Regions from separate parts of the Mus musculus genome. Here region 2 is linked to region 1. The links are chromatin loops, found by intact Hi-C in ENCODE. Cell type or tissue: left cerebral cortex. All regions are shown on one strand.

The links. A loop is a pair of places that touch in the nucleus more often than their neighbours do. Peaks named below come from ENCODE experiments on the same cell type or tissue, not always from the same donor. Only the 100,000 strongest peaks of a DNase experiment are listed, where the experiment ranks them.
Region 2: a loop joins it to region 1, with 6 times the contacts of the local background. A loop is called at or near these places in 23 of 42 quality-filtered maps.

Annotation. Positions count from the first base shown.
Region 1 is chr7:127,671,320-127,679,319 of GRCm38, forward strand. It overlaps a transcript of Bcl7c not described here. Among named protein-coding and RNA genes, the nearest start is that of Gm39090, 16 kb to the right of the region's middle. In left cerebral cortex, CTCF peaks have their summits at 3,818 (motif pointing right) and 5,979 (motif pointing left); DNase peaks (open chromatin) are centred at 3,855, 4,205 and 5,955; H3K27ac peaks cover 493 bases.
Region 2 is chr7:127,741,492-127,749,491 of GRCm38, forward strand. It overlaps Fbxl19 (F-box and leucine-rich repeat protein 19), which reads left to right and starts at 5,284. Exons shown (of 11, transcript NM_172748.2): 1 at 5,284-5,646; 2 at 6,759-6,959. The coding sequence starts at 6,783. In left cerebral cortex, CTCF peaks have their summits at 1,361 (motif pointing right), 3,032, 3,231 and 3,744; DNase peaks (open chromatin) are centred at 3,042, 4,054, 4,472, 5,458 and 2 more places; H3K4me3 peaks cover 3,320 bases; H3K27ac peaks cover 3,239 bases.

The DNA of each region.
Region 1 (8,000 bases):
CACATATGCATAGTTATGCACACAAGTACATCTTTTAAAACACACAAATACTAGCAAGCCAACCAATTCACATCTGTGTAGAGTTTTCTCCAGTTGGTAGACGCGCACTCAAGTCATGAAAGCCTACTGCTGGTTTAGTGAGGGGAGGAGCATATATTTTATTTTATATATATATATATATATATATATATATATATATATATATATATATATATATATATATATATATATATAATGATATATATATATATAATGATGGCATATATATATATATATATATATATATATATATATATATAATGATGGCAATCCAGAGACCTCCAGCTGACAAAGGCATGAATGTACCTGGGAAATACAGAATTTGACCAACATCCTAAATGAGGTCAGAAGTATACTCTTCCCCAGGCCACCAGCTCAACTCAGCCTACTCTACAATTTTACCTCCTGAGACGCCACGCTCAGAGCCTAGTAAAACCCACGTGCTCTGACCTATGACAGTGTAAAGTATAAACGTGTTGTACTATGAACTTATGTCAGTTTGCTGCTGTTCTGTGTTGTTTGGTGGTTGGGCTTTCATTATTAGTGTGTGTGTGTGTGTGTGTGTGTGTTTGTTTGTTTGTTTGTTTTGAGATAGAGTCACTGCATAGACGAGGCTGCCCTGGGACTCAGCGACATGCCAGACTGCCTCTGGAGACCTTGGTGTGCACCGCCATGCCACGCCTAGCTTGTAGCAGTTTGGTGAGCAGCAGCAGAAAACAGATATACTTCGTTTCCTTAAGAGCTCAGCTGGAGAGAACAAAGTTGCCGCAGTCCTGAGATTCCCTTTTGTGGGAAGGTGTAACATACTTGTCTCCTCTTCCTGACTGACTGAGGAAAAAATGGCGATTAGGAAAGCAAAATGACACAGCTATATACCTAGCTGGTCTCCAAATGACACAGCTATATACCTAGCTGGCCTCCATTTTCCCTTAAGAAGGAACCTATTCAGATTATGCTCTAGTTTCCCCAAGTTCCAGGTTTTGCTAGGGGAGACCTGTGTGACCTCTGAGACATGGACGGTTAGGTAATTAGCTCTGTAACAGAGTCCAGAGCTCAGGAAGTGGGTGATTAATCAGTTCTTTTACCCTACCCCCAGACAACAAGCAAACATGAACTCTGTAGCCCTGGCAGAGACAGCTAACCTGTTCACTTTCTGATGTGGAAAGGAGCTGCAGACGCAGACCGACTTACAGACAGTGCTCCACGCCCCACAAAGCCCTGCCATGAGGCTGTTCTTGGTCCTGCAGCAGGGTAAGGTCTGCAGATCTGTTCAATCCCATCTCAAGGCCTGAATGGGATCTTCTGCTCAGACTCATAGGTTGAAGTCCTAACTCCTAGTATTTCAGAAAGTGGCCACACTTGGATATTGGGTCTTTAATAATTGATAACTGAATTAAAAATTAAGTCATTAGGATTCGCTCTAATCCCATGTGATTGCTGGGGTAATTACAGAGTTACCAAGAAAGACCGTGTGACAACTCAGAGAAGATAGCTAAGATGAAGAGAAGCCTCTGAAGAAACCAACCTGCTGAGGTCTCACCACAGTCCTCAGAACTGTGACAAAATAGGTTCCTGGCAGGAAAGGCACTTCAGACCTAGAAGCCCTCTGAGGCCCAAGGGTCAGCACCGGGTACAGCCTACTGACCGCCACACCCTCCTGATGAGAGAGGCTTTCAAGCTGAGTACATCACAGAAGCTGTGCCAAGTAGTACAGCTGCTAGGAGGAAACACTAAAGAGAGTGTTGTCTTGGGTAGAAAGCCTAGTGCTTTCTAAACTTCAGGACAAAGACTCGAAGAAATGACTTTTTAATGTTGATCAACACGTTGGAATTATATATAATATAGATTTGTTGGCAGATATTCATTCGTTAGCAGCCTTAACAAGAGGAGACACTTCAACTTTAGATCTGACTTTGACTGTAAGAAACCTCTGGAATATTGGTTCTCAACACGTGGGCCCTGACACCTTGGGGTCAGACAACCCCTCACAGGGGTCACATAAGACCACTGGAAAACACAAGATATTTACATTGCGACTTATAAAGCTTATGAAGCTGTGAGCAGACATAAAGCCCCCGTGAGCTGCATCTGCTGGGTGCTCTTCCAGCAATGGGGAAAGTAGCACAGAGAGCAAGCCAGTCTCAGGATGATAATGGCACCAAGTGAAATTAAGGGCTATAAAAAGGTGTTGGCCTGCAATCCAGAGAGATGGCTCAACGGTTGAGAGCACTGGCTGCTCTTTCAGAGGACCTGGGTTCAGTTCCCCACACTTACATGCCAGCTCACCACTGCCTATAACTCAAGTTCCAAGAGACCAAAGGTACCAGGCACATACATGAGAACAAAAAGTTCACATACATAAAATAAATGCATGTTTTTTAAGGGGGAAGGGCTGGAGATGTGGCTGAGCAGTTAAGAGCACTGGTGGTTCTTTTCGAGGTCCCGAGTTCCAACCCCAGCACCCACATGGTCACTCACAGCCATCTGTCACGAGTTCCAGGGAACCTAGCACCCCTGTCTCACCTCCCCAGGCATCAGACAGGACACTGGTGCATAGACACACATCCAGGCAAAACAGCCATACACATAAATTGAATTATAATTTTTTAAAACTCTGTCAAATTGGTGATACACATTCAATCCCAGCACAGGATGAGGCAGGAGGATCTCTGAGTCCAGGCTGGTCTACATAATGAGTTCCAGACTAGCCAGGGCTACATAGTGAGACCCTGTCTCATAAGTAAGTAAACAAACAAACAAATAAATAAATAAGAGTTCTTCCATTGGTGCTTGATAGAGGCAAGCACCATCGTCTGTATGGACACTGACTGAGTCTGCATTGGCCGCATCACAAGTGCAGGCACAGAGCAGCATGAATGGCAACTTGGGTTTGCCGCAGAGCCTTGCCATGCTCTGATCCCTGTAACTCCCCAGGTGATAGCCAGCATGTTCCTTCTGATGTAAAAATCGGCCTCAAACATCAAGTCTTGTTAAGGGGGACCAGATATATGAGGGCAGCCTGACATTCACCTTGAAGGACACATGTTTACACATGTTGTTGTTGTTTTGGTTTTTTTTCAAGACAGGGTTTGTCTGTGTAGCTCTGGCTGTCCTGGAACTCACTCTGTAGATCAGGCTGGCCTCGAACTCCGAAATCCACCCGCCTCTGCCTCCCAAATTCTGAGATTAAAGGCGTGCGCCACCACGCCCAGCTATGTTTACACATCTTAAACTACCTAATGTATAAAACTCCCCACTGGGGTACAAGCCCTGGAATTTTGGGAGCCACGGGAAAACGGATTCTTCCTTTGCAGCCAATGCCGCCGTGAAACCCTTCTTTTGATGGATATACTTTGCACGGAGAAAAGGCCAGGATCACACCAAACATCAAGAGCTGTACTGATTTGCTCCACACAGCAGCTGCCATGGGAGTCACTGCCTGATGGAGTGTGTGGCCGTATGTGATCATTCTCCAGGGTCCACATAACTGCTGTCTGCGCCAGACTGATGCATAGATGACCCTGAGCTTGCTTCTTTCAGATGGCCAGCAGTGCCATTAATCTGTGTTTTCCTCAGGGACATGGTCTTTCATGGGTCTTTCTAGAGAGAAGTCCCCAAGCCTTTCACGGTTCCCTCCCCTGCTCCCACATTGGCCTGAGGGTCTGTGGGACACAGGGCATCTGTATGGATTCAGTTTATTGTTTTTCCAAGCTCATCCTCTGGTTCCTTCTTTAAGATTGACCATGGCACATCTAGATGGTTCACAGAGCATCACATTAAGCTTCGCCAGTAGAGGGCGCTAGAGGCACAGTGTAAGAGGACGTGGCTGCTCGGCTTGCTTCTTCTGAGCTCTCATTTCTCTTGTCTTTCATCACAGCTCTGCTGAGCCAGTCCATGGATGGGGACATCCTGGAGGTCCTCTGCCTTAGATGGATGGATGTCTGAAACAAAGAGCCCTTGCAGGCCCTGTACCACACATCCTCTCCCAACATCCAAACTCCAGGCCATATCCTGCACTTGTGTGCACGGATTTCTGACACTTGGATATCTTTGCACACACACTACACCTTGACCTTGATGCAGCTTTCTTTAGAGATCTCTGGCACAGCAGTCTTTCTCCGGCACTTGGTCTCTATAGCAACTGTCCTACAGGCAATGGATGACGCAGCTTCTCGCAGTCTTGTTCTCTCACACTGCATGTGTACAGCCAGAGCGCCCGAGTCCTGTTCTGACATGTCCCTTCCAGCAGGGCTGGGAAAGACAGGCAGGCATTCCCAAAGCAGATCACATGGGCAATGCCAGCCTAGTTTCGCTAGAGTCCCCGTAAAGCTCTCCAGTGCTTCACCTGACTCTGCTGATGCGACAGGCTCTTAGGACACCCCACTGCTGAAGCACACCAGTGACTAACCTGTCATGTTCCTTCAAATGAAGTCTGGATCTTAGCCCGGGAAGAGGACTCCTCTCTAACATTCAGCATCAAGGACAGTGGCCAGTCCTGATATCTATAGCTTCTGTATCCTCTGGAATTCTTTTTAGCTCCTACATTCAGTCATTTATCAATAATTCTTTTTCGTTTGAGACAAGGTCTCACTGTCATAACCCAGATCGGCCTTCAACTTTTGGTCTTCCTGCCTCAGCCTTCCAAGGACCGAGATTACAACTGTGGGCCAGGATACCCCCAAATAATTCTGTACGCTAAACTTCCCTGGTGTGGTTCTGCTTTCTGATTGGACTGTGACTGTTCTAACTGGTACTGGGAATGACCGCAAGAAACAGACCTGAAAAGAAGAGGTAGGGGATTGGTCTGGTGGAGCTTGGGCCCGAGCACAGTGCTGAACTCATTGCTAGTAGAAGATATGGTGCGGGTAGACCAAGGAATCTCAGCTGCTTAAGCTGTGACCTACATGACCTTGAAGTCCTAGCTGGAGTGCATGCCTTGGGACCCCAGTCATTGCTACCCTTAACTTGGAAGGCAGATTCTCAACCGTGAGTGATGACAGAGAGCGATTATAACAAGCCCGGGTCTGTTAGCTCTCAGTCATACCGCAACCTAAAGTCAAACAAAATTTACTTGAGCAGTTTGCTGAATTACGATGACAGCGAAATTCAGACTAAGAGATTTATCACGGAGCAATAATAATAATGACAATTTCACTTGGTTAAATGCCTGAAAAGTAGACAGACACTCATTCTTCTCAACCGCAAACTGCCAGACACGGTGGGGGTGGGGCGTGCTTAGACTCCCAGCATTCAGGAGGCAAGAGGCTGAGGCAGGAGGATGGTAAGTTGGAAGACAGTTTGTACTATGTCGTGAGAAATTTTCTAAAACAAAGCAAACAAAAACATCCAAACTACTATGCTGCAGCTAGGCCTTTACCCAGAGTCAAATCTCATTCTGGAGAGGCCCTGCAGGTGCAGATGCACTGTGGTCCAGGAGGAACAACTCCAGCCTGGAAGAGTGTCGGCGCATTGACAGTGTGGTAGCACAAGCCCAGGGGGGTATAAAAAGGGAATCCTATTTTTGCCTGAGATTGTATTGATTGTTAGCTTTCAGACCAGGTCTTGCTGCGCTGTCCAAGCTGGCCTTGAACTTGAAATCCTTCTGCACCTTCTGATATGTTGAGATGTAGGGGCTGTTCCGCCAGGCTCAGATTTGCAAAGGTGTATTAAAGGTAGTAACACTCTGGTTTTGAATTCACAGAGATCCTCCTGGCTCTGCCTCCCAAGTTCTAAGACTAAAGATGTGCAACACCACACCTAACTGCTTTCTCTCCCTTTTAAACAGTAACCTGCCTTATTGAAAATGCACTGACTGGGGCTGGAAAGGGGCACAGCAGGCAGAGGCACTGGCTGCTCTTCCAGAGAACAAGATTCATTCCCAGCACCTGCTCGTAAACTGTAGCTCCAATCCCAGGGACCCACGCCCCCTGCTGGCCTCTACGGTCACTGCACTCATGTGTACACAGTCAAGACAGGCAGGCACAACACCCGTGCATCTAACACACAGATAAAGGAAAAATACACTCACAAGAGGTGCAAGTGGATGCCCCAGGGTCGGGTTATCTGGACTGTGTAGTTCTTTATGTCTAATACAAATGCTAAATAAAACACGATTCCCAGCCTGTGTTGCTTGCCATAGACTTGTTTATATTCCCCCTCCATTACTACCTTCTGTGTTAAATAGTCTCCAGCATTTAACTGTGGGTTTCTTGCTTTTTCTTTTACTCTGCTTAAAAAAGACAAAAAACAAAGCAAAAACCAGCAACATAATTTCATACAACCCAGAGTAGTTGAAATTCCCTATGCAGCTGAGGCTGGGGGTAAACTGCTGAGCATCCTGTCTTTACACCCTGAGTGCTGGCATTATTACAGGTGTGTGCCACCACACCTGGGTTTTTGGTGAGGACGCTGCAAGGCTAACATGATCTACGTGGGCTGAGCAAGTGAAATGAGGGCCTGGGGCTATAGCTAGGCTTCCGTGTTTACCTAACATGCCCAGGCCCTGGTTCCTCACTAGTACAACTACAAAGGCAATAACAGCACGGTGGCTCTGAGAGTCACATCCTGAGCAAGCTTTGTCTCTGCTGCTGTTGGTTGAGGATTTCCTAAGCCTATTTCAATAAACTGTATTCTTGGTAGTGTGGTTACTGAAGTCTTTTAAATTAGTGTTGAGATTAGCTAATAATTTTCTAGGAATGCCCAGGATTCTGTCCATTTTTCCGAGATCTTTACGTAATTCATGCTATGGAGTGCTCTCCCAAATTTTATTTATTTATTTATTTATTGGTTTTGCTTGGTTACCCCAAGCTTGTATGGCCCCTTCAGTCAGGTGTGCTGGCTGATAGCTGCAAACAGTCACTAGCTGTTTTCAACAGTTGCCCTGGGCTGCTAACTCCTGGAAAAGTTCTCAAATCATAGAAGACAGTTTCTGAAAACAGTTACTGAAAATTGGCTGTGAGTTGATGCTTATGGTTCACGGGGACCCAAAACACCACAGAGATCTGCCAGAGTAGCAGCTTTCAAAAATGGGGGAGATGGAGTCTTAACTCCAGAACAAGTGTAGTCATAGGCCTGATCTATGGTTTTTTCCTAACGCTTGAATCTTCAGGAGAGACAGACTTGGAAATTGGAGCAGTTGTTAATGAAAGACTCAGAGACACTAGACATAACATGAACATAGAAATTGGGAAGTGGGAATTATGGCTTCCATTAAGGAAGCTGATGCAGGAGGACTTCTATATGTTCAAAGCCAGCTTGGGATACAAAGTGAGTTTGAGACCAGCCTCGCTATATACAGTCTGAGACCCTAAGTCTACTAAGTGTGGATTTGGAAGACCAAACCAGAAGATCTGACAGGCACAGCTGATGCAATTCTGAAATAAAAAAAGGAAGAAAAGCAAACTAACTTAGAAGCTTCCAGACAGAAAGACACAGGAGCAGGAACCAGACATGAAGACCAGCCGACCCAGATGCTGATGGCCAGGACACAGAAGAGTACAGAATTCAATGAAAGAAACCCACCTGGAACCAAAAAGCCAGTTGTCACATAGTTTCCCATCCAGGGCAGAGGGATGGCATGTTTTAGTGACTCAGAGCCTGCTGTGTTCCAACCTCATCTCAGGGTGTCCTCAAGAGAGTCCTCCACAGAGTGACTAAGAGACTTCAAAGGCCTCAGCTCTCAGAAGCTTAGCCACAGGAGTCCAAGGCCAGCTACATTCAGAAGATCCTGACTCAAAACAAAAGGGACAAAAATGTCCCAAAAACCAAAAGCCCTTTGGTATTGTGAGATGAAGAGCCAGTCTGGCAGGAGACGTGGTACAAGGTGACAAGGGAGGTTGTCCTGTGGATGCTATGTGGAAATGATTTTGCAGAACCGATCAATGAAAAATCTATTACAAAACAAAAACTTATAAGCTTGCTCAGCAAAACACCAGGAGTTGGGGGGAGTGTAGCAGGGGTGA
Region 2 (8,000 bases), 70 kb after region 1:
GTTCCAGGCCAGGCTGGACAAGTTACTGAGACTTTCCAATTCATAGGGGTTCTTTTGTTTTGCTTTGTTTTTTCTTTCTTTCCTTTGGAGATGGGGGGGTCTTTGCTGTGTTACTTAGGCTGGTTTAAAATTCTTGGGCTCAGGAAACGCTCCTACATTAGCCTCTTTGGTGCATCTCATGTTTTCATTCTACAGCTTGTGTTTGCTGGTGGTAAAATTTTCACTTACGAAGTGGAAAGGTGAGTGTTGTCTTCCTTCCTCCTACTTTACCTTCCCAGTGCAGCAGTGGGGCTCAGGGTTTAAAGCATGGGAGCCCAGCACTTTCCCGCTGATGAGCCTGAGCCACACCCATCCTCTCTGGAGTCTTCTGTGCAATCTCCTGTCAGTAGGTAGGGTGCAGAAACTCTACTCAGCGGTGAAGGACTGACTATAGAGAAGCGGTATCTGAGTGTGATGGCGTACAATTTTAAAGCCCCGCACTCCCGCACTCAGGAGGCAGAGGCAGCAGGATCTCTGTGAGTTGGAGGCCAGCCTGGTCTATATGGTTCTAGGTTACTTGGAGCTACACACTAAGCCCTGTCTGAGAGAGAGAGAGAGAGAGAGAGAGAGAGAGAGAGAGAGAAAATGGCCCTTAGTTCTCAATAAGCTTTTATCATGCACAACAGATAGGATAGGGACTACAGACTGTGGGAAACAAGGGAGTATAGTGCTTTTTGTTTCCAAAACCTAAATTCTGGTATTTGAGCTTCATTTTTAGTTAGTATGTATGTATCTATGTATCTATCTATGTGTTTTTTTTAGACAGAGTTTCTCTGTGTAGCCCTGGCAGCCTGGAGTACTGAGATTAAAGGCCTGCACCACCAGACTGGCTTTTTTCCCTGCATGTGTGCATCTTGGTGGTGTTAGGTGCGTGTTCATATAGGTGCCCTCAGGCCAGAAGTGTCAGAGCCACAGAGTTTAGTTACAGGCAGTTGTGAGATGCCTGATGCGGGTGCTGGGAATTGAACTCCCATCCTTTGCAATACCAAATGCTTTTAACTACCGAGTCAAATCTATAAACTTCATTTTGTTTAAAAGGGAAGCAGGCCGGGCAGAGGTGGCGCACGCCTTTAATCCCAGCACTCGGGAGGCAGAGGCAGGCGATTTCTGAGTTCGAGGCCAGCCTGGTCTACAAAGTGAGTTCCAGGACAGCCAGGGCTACACAGAGAAACCCTGTCTCGAAAAACAACAACAAACAACAACAAAAGGGAAGCAGGTACTTGGCTCCAGCTGTTCCTTTATCCAATAATGCAAACTAATTCAGACTCTTGAACTTTAAAAAAAAAACACATTTATTTAATGTATATGAGTGCTCTATCTGCGTGCACATCTACCAGAAGAGGGCATCAGATTCCAGTATAGATGGTTGTCAGCCATCATGAGGTTGCTGGGAATAAATTCAGGACTTCCAAAAGAGCAGCCAGTGCTCCTAACGTCTGAGCCATCTCTCCAGCCTGACTTTAGAATTTTTGAAGATACATTAGAAGTCTAACTTTATATGCTAATTTTGCTGTGCTCATGTTAAATGCACATAACTGGATTTTGATTAGTCTATAAATGTTACAGAAGTTCTCAACCTGGGCTCTGGACTTGAGTTTAAATTCTGGCTCTATCATTTATCTGTTGTGTATAGCTGAGTGTAAAAAAATATCAACTGTGAGTTTTCCTTTCTGTATCACACACGATAAAAATGTGTGTCCTGGAGAAGGACTTAAAATCTTTTACATTTCTTCCTTTTTGTCAGACTTTTATGCAAATGTTTCATTCCTTCCCACCCTGTCAAACCTTTGTCTGCACAGAGGCCCACTACTCTATTCTAGGGATTTGATGGCCTGGGACAGTGACTGCTTTGCCCTCCTCCATTTCCGGTGCACCAATTCTTTTCAGACTAGCCAGCTGAATAAGATTGTGAGGCCAGGCCCCAACCAATGGGAAAAAGACACAGTCACTGCCTGAGGTAGAATACAAACTAAAAATCTTTCTTTGTGTGTTCACTCTCTCAAGCCCATCTTCTTTTGTTGTTGTTGTTGGTGGTGGTGGTGGTGGTGGGATGTTTTTTGGTTTTGTTTTGTTTTTGTTTTTTCCCGAGATAGGGTTTCTCTGTATATCCCTCAATGTCCTGGAATTCACTCTGTAGACCAGGCAGGACTACTCAAACTCAGAAATCTTCCTGCCTCTGCCTCACAAGTGCTGGCCATAAAGGTGTGCCACCTGGCTATTACAGGCTTCTTAGGATCAAATGAGAGGCTGAACGCATTTGGTATTCCAGGTGGGACTGAGATGTAAACTCCTTGCAGAGTGCTTTGCCTCCCATCAATGATATCTGGTTTGATTCCCAGCAGGGCAAAACCAAACAACACCTGTGAGGTGCATCCAGCAAGCTTCCAAGTTAGTGGAAAGGACACTAAACAAAGCTCATCTGGGAATTACTAGAAGGTTTTATTGTGGCAGTGGAATTTTAATAGGAACTTGATGGGTAAACAACTGGGTGGAGACGTGGGATGGATGAAAAAGTACAACTTTGGTCCACGCAAGGAGAGCGCTAGAAGGCCAGAAAGCAGTCCTTGCTAGTTGAAAGAAACGCCGCCGTGTGGATTTAAAATGGACAGACACTTCCCTGGGAGCCACGACTGTTACGGGGCTGCAAGGAGCCCCTACTTAGGTTAAGGCTAGTAGTCCTAGCAAACTGAGACTTGACACAGTTTTGACCGGAGTTAACTTCCTAAGCAGAAAAACCACACCCACCAAGTCTCCAGTAGGGCTGGAAACCCAGCAGAGACAAGGAAGCAGAGATTGGCTTGGGGTAGTACTGAGCAAATTTTCTAGGACGCAGGAGGTCATCCACATGGCACAAAGCAGTCCCTTTGGCAACTGAGAGTTCACCGGAAGCCTCCAAGGCTCAAAAGACAAGGCATGAGGCTTCACAGCTCCAAAGGCTACAATTCAGGTTGAGAAAATTTGGTCAGTGTGTGCGTCCTCTGTTAAAAGGAGAGAGGGCGCCCCCTGGGAAGAGTGCTGGGTAGAGATGGTTGGAAGACTCAGATGAGGACTGAAGAGGGAGGGGTGGGGGTTAAGATGGGGGTAGCCTACTCGTCAATTTTCTTTTCGCAGAAGCTAACTGTCCGGCATGATGGATTCCTGGGCTTCCAAAACGGCTGGGCTGAAAGGGAGCTCGAAAAAATAACTGCAGCCACACGCCCCGTGCCAGAACTGGTTACTTTCTTGAATACTTTTAACGCTAATTCAGCGTGGAGGTGAGTATTAATCATAACCCCTTTCGGGTAAGAAACTTAGGTCTGATGACTTCCTACGGTGGAAAGGAGATTTTGTATATTCCAAGGTCGTCTTCCTTTGGTTCGCACCACGTGTAAGGTATTAATTTGCAAAGGTTTAAGATAGGAAGCATCGTGTGCGAGACGTCCAGTCTTTATAAGGAACAACAGCGTGGGTATACTTTTCGGAGAGAACCACGCCTCCCTTGTCGCGACAATATTGGTTATGGTTTGCGTTCTTTTAAAATATGAAATCTTCACGATCCGAAAAGGCGGACATTCTATATTCCCAGGTCACTCCGATGTTTCTCTCTCCCGCACTGATTCCCACAGGTGACATCAATTCTCCGCCACTGGAGAATGAAAACTTGGGACTACATTTCCCTGCAAGCCCTTTAGAAAAGGAGGCCAAGAGCAAAGAGACTTTCCGTTTCCGTCCGCTAGCAATTTGGCGTGTTCACGGTGATACATATTTCAACAGTAGCGTCCTTTCTCTGTACAACTAAAGCAGAGACTACATAACCCACCAGGTACCGGCACCGAGGGGCAAGCGACTAGGTTGCCATCTCTGTAGTAGTCCTCTCCTACACATCCGCCGAGAATAGTATTAGCGGTTGGACTACAAATCCCATAGCATCATGTGCTCCTTCACCCTCCATCTTTGTGGTAGTCCCCGCCCCGCTCACTTCCATTGTCTCGACAGAAGATAAAGAGGGGAGCGAGGAAGACTACAATTCCCGTCTGGCTTTGCATCATCGAGTGCGGGATTTTGATAGTTCAGGCGGGCGAGGAGCTCCAAGTGGTAGAATGAAGCAGCCAGGAAAGGTTAGGTATCCTGCCATCTTTACGGTAGTCTCTTTATCCTCCCGGTTCTGGCATTCTTAAAGGAACATAGGAAGGCTAGAAAACTACTATTCCCATCCCACTTCATAAGATCGACTTATTAGGTGTACGCCCCTCGATCGCCATCTTGCTTGTAGTCCTCGTTTCTTTTCACCTTTCCATTGTTCCTGATGAGTAGAAATGGCAGCGGGAAGGCAGCAGCTGGACTGCGACTCCCGTCAGGTACCACACGCGCGGAGGGTTGTGGACCAGAGGGCGTGTGAGTGCCTGGAAAGGAGGTCGGGTCGGGGGAAAAGGCCATCTTGCTTGTAGTCATTCTTCCCGCTCCTTCTCTATGTCCTGCTACGGGGAGTCTCGGGTCAACTGGACTATAATTCCCGCCATGCTCGGCTTCCAGCGTGGCATCCTTCTCGCCATCGTATTTGTAGTACCGGCTGGCCCTTGTGTCCCACTTTTCCCACGATAGTGCTAGAATTTGGAGAACTACAACTCCCGTCGTGCTTTGCACGCGCTCGTCCTGGAAAGTAAAGGTGGTGAAGGAAGGAGGGAGAAGGGGGCGGGGTTCCTCTGGGAGAAGGAGGGAGTAAAAAGGAGGAGGAGGTGGGAAGAAGGGAGGGAAGAGGGAGGAGAGGAGGAAGGAGGAAGGAGCTGAGGAGGGATGAGAGCGGCGACCTGGGCCCAGGGCCGAAGCAGCGCGAGGCTAGGGGAGTAGGGGTGCTAAGACATCCCAACTGCCCCCACCCCCTTCCTGCCTCTGCCCCATCCTTTCCTTATACCCTCCCATTTTAGGAGTGGATTTATTCAAATTTTATTTAAATCTTTATATCTTGAGGGTCGCGCGTTTGAAGGGGGGAGGGCGGGGGCGCGTGCAGGCTGGGGGGGGCGGGGCCGGAGCAGCTTCCTTCACCCCCCTCTGCGCGCCCTGTCTCTGTAGGTCAGGGGGCCGCAGTACAGGGGCGGACCCAGGGGAGGGGGGCAGGTTGCAGCGACCCCCCCCTCCCCGGGAACCGGCGGTGGGCGGGGTTTGAACCCCGGAAACGGTGGGGGGCCCCTGGTCTTTCCCTGGACCCCTGGGCAGTTGGAGCTGGGAAGGGGCCAGTTAAGGGTCGGGGGCTTTGGGGAAAGGTGGGGGTGGGGAGCTGAGACTCATACCCGGGACTGAGTGGGGCCCGGGCAAAAGCTGAGCACCCTGCGCCCGAGGAGCCCCCGTTGGCCTGGGGGGGCTGAGGGACTGAGCCCCCCAGAGCAGGACCTCCCCCTGGAAGGGCCGCGCCGCAGCCCGTGGGAGGGCCTCGCCCCCGGCGCTCCCCATCTCCACTCGCTGCTGTCCCGGCCTCCGCCGGAGGGAGGGGCCGAGCGCCCTCGGGGGGCCGTGGACCCCGGCGTTCTGAGCGTTCAGCGCCCCGCGCCGCCCGGCCCCCCCGCCGCCGATGGCCGCCGACCCGCCGGGAGCTGCCGAGAAGGGAGAGATGGCTCCCGGGACACGTGTGAGGTGGGTTCATGCGGCTCCTCCTCACCCCCAGACCTGGGCAGCTCCCACTCCCATTCATCCTCAGCCTGGCCTCTCCCTTCCTTCCCCGCCCCCAGCCTCACCCTCCCTTTGCTCCAAACTCCTTCTCCAACCTTCTCTCCTATAACCTCCAACCCCAGGGAAGTGGCCTTCCTTCCCCGACCCTGCTGCCCCTTGCAGACCTCCCCCTCCACCCCGCCTCCAGTCGCCGCCCTCTAGGCCCCTCCCCCGGAGTGCTGGAGGGCCCCATACCCTGTGGATGGTCTGGAAGTCCTTGGAAAGGGAGAAGCCTGGGGGAAGCAGGTCTAAGACTGATTGGGAAGAGACCCCCCCAGGCTTGCTGAGTCCATGTGGGATTTCAGAGGATCTGGTTTCCAGGGGCAGGAGAGCCCCAGGGATTCCAGACAATTAGGGATGAAAAGCAGGCTGGTAAGATGTGAATGGGGGCGGGAAGACCTAAAGCCGAGCCCACCTTGAATTTTGTTGAGATGTTAGGGCAACTTGTAGAATCCTAGGGAGTCTGGGAGATTACCCAGATTGCCTGAGGGATCCTATTGGATAATTTGGAGCCCCCAAGGACTTGTGTGTGGGCTGAGAGGGGACACTAAGCATTTCAGGGGTGTCAGCCCGGGGAAGTGGAGAGCACACACTGGGTCACTAGAAATGGAGTGGGTCTGGCTAGAGTACCAAGGTTTGAAAGGTTTGGATGACTAAGTACCCACGTGAGAGAAGGGAGAGGGGAAAGAGTGTGGTGCATGCCCCTGGAATCTGGAGGTAAATCAGTGAGGGAATGGGGGGTGTGGGTAACAACAGGTATGAGTTGAAGCTCCCTCAGGTAATGCTACAGATCTGAAGCCTTTTCCAGGAACCTGGGCTTGGGATGTTAGAGGAGGGGCCTCAGTGTCCCTCCTTCCAGCAGGCGGGAGGTCTTGAGGGAGTGGCCCTCTGCTCAGGACACACACTAAAAGGCTGACCTTCTCTGAGGGTAGAAACAGAAGCTCTGCCCCCATCAGAGGTGTAGTGAGCTTGCGGCCAGGAGACTCTCAGGCCAGGCTTTGCAGGCCTCTCTGACCTTACCAACCATCTGCCTACAGCCCTCGGCGTTGCTGACGCCCCCAATGTCGTCGAGCAGCCGGGGACCGGGGGCCGGAGCGCGCCGACGCCGAACCCGCTGCCGTCGTTGCCGGGCCTGTGTGCGAACTGAGTGCGGGGACTGCCATTTCTGCCGAGACATGAAGAAGTTCGGGGGGCCCGGGCGCATGAAGCAGTCGTGCCTGCTTCGGCAGTGCACCGCGGTGAGTCTTGAGCCCCATGCCTGGGGTATGTGGAACCTCAGGCCTATTTGCCCAGAGCACCATCAGTAGTAGTACGGGGCCTGAGCATTCTCTGGGTGTCCAGCAGCAGCAGCTTCCCCGGGGTCCCTTAGGGGTGCTGCTCATACACTCACTTCTGCATTTCTTCACTGACTTGCTTAAATGTTTGATTTTTGTCTTTGTCGAAAAGTGGGCTACACAGAAGAGTCAGCCTCAGGTCTGTAGAGAGTTCGGCCCCTGCCGTATGCCCCTGCCCCCAGGTATCTGTGTTCAGGGGACCCAGCTCTACCATGGGAGAAAGCTTTTGCCTTTCTCAGGTCTTTCACACACCTTCAGGTGTCTTGAAATTGAGGCCAGGACCCCCGTCTTGTGACCTTGAGCAAGTCACTCTGAACTTCAAGTACCTTCCCTGTAAAATGTTTCTTTTGCTTCGTAGCAAAGATTAGATAGTAGTGTGCCATGAATGTCCTATTGAAAGGCCCAGCTCCGGAGTTATCTGGGAAACGTAGGTTCTCTTCTGCCTCCCTCATCCTTTCAGCAGCCTGGGGCACCAGGATGGCCTTTCCCCAGCAGCCCGCCTCTCCTCCTCCTCCAGCCACTCTTCCTGGTTGCACTTTCACCCCTCAGCCCTTCCCCTTCCTTTGTCCCCCAGCGCCTTGCCTCACCTCACCTTCTGATACTTTTCCCTTGATCTAGATCCCTGGCTGTCAGCATCCCTGATATGATTCAGTCCTACCATTGTCTTCCCTGAAGTCACATTGTCTGGAGACTTCTGCCTTTACCCTAGGCCTAAAGCAGCTGTGACCTTATATGTTCCACCGACCTTTCCTACTGGGCTCACTGTGGGCTTCCAGATTCACCCTTGGACGGCCCCCTGAACAACCTTAGAATTACCCCCAGACTTGTTACTTCTTTAACTTGTCTGAGCGTTGTCATTTACCTGTGGTCTCTTCCACTCCAAGCCAGTCCCGAGTCCTGTGCTAATGATAATAATGACAGTAGCCGTGTCTCAGCCCCTCATGT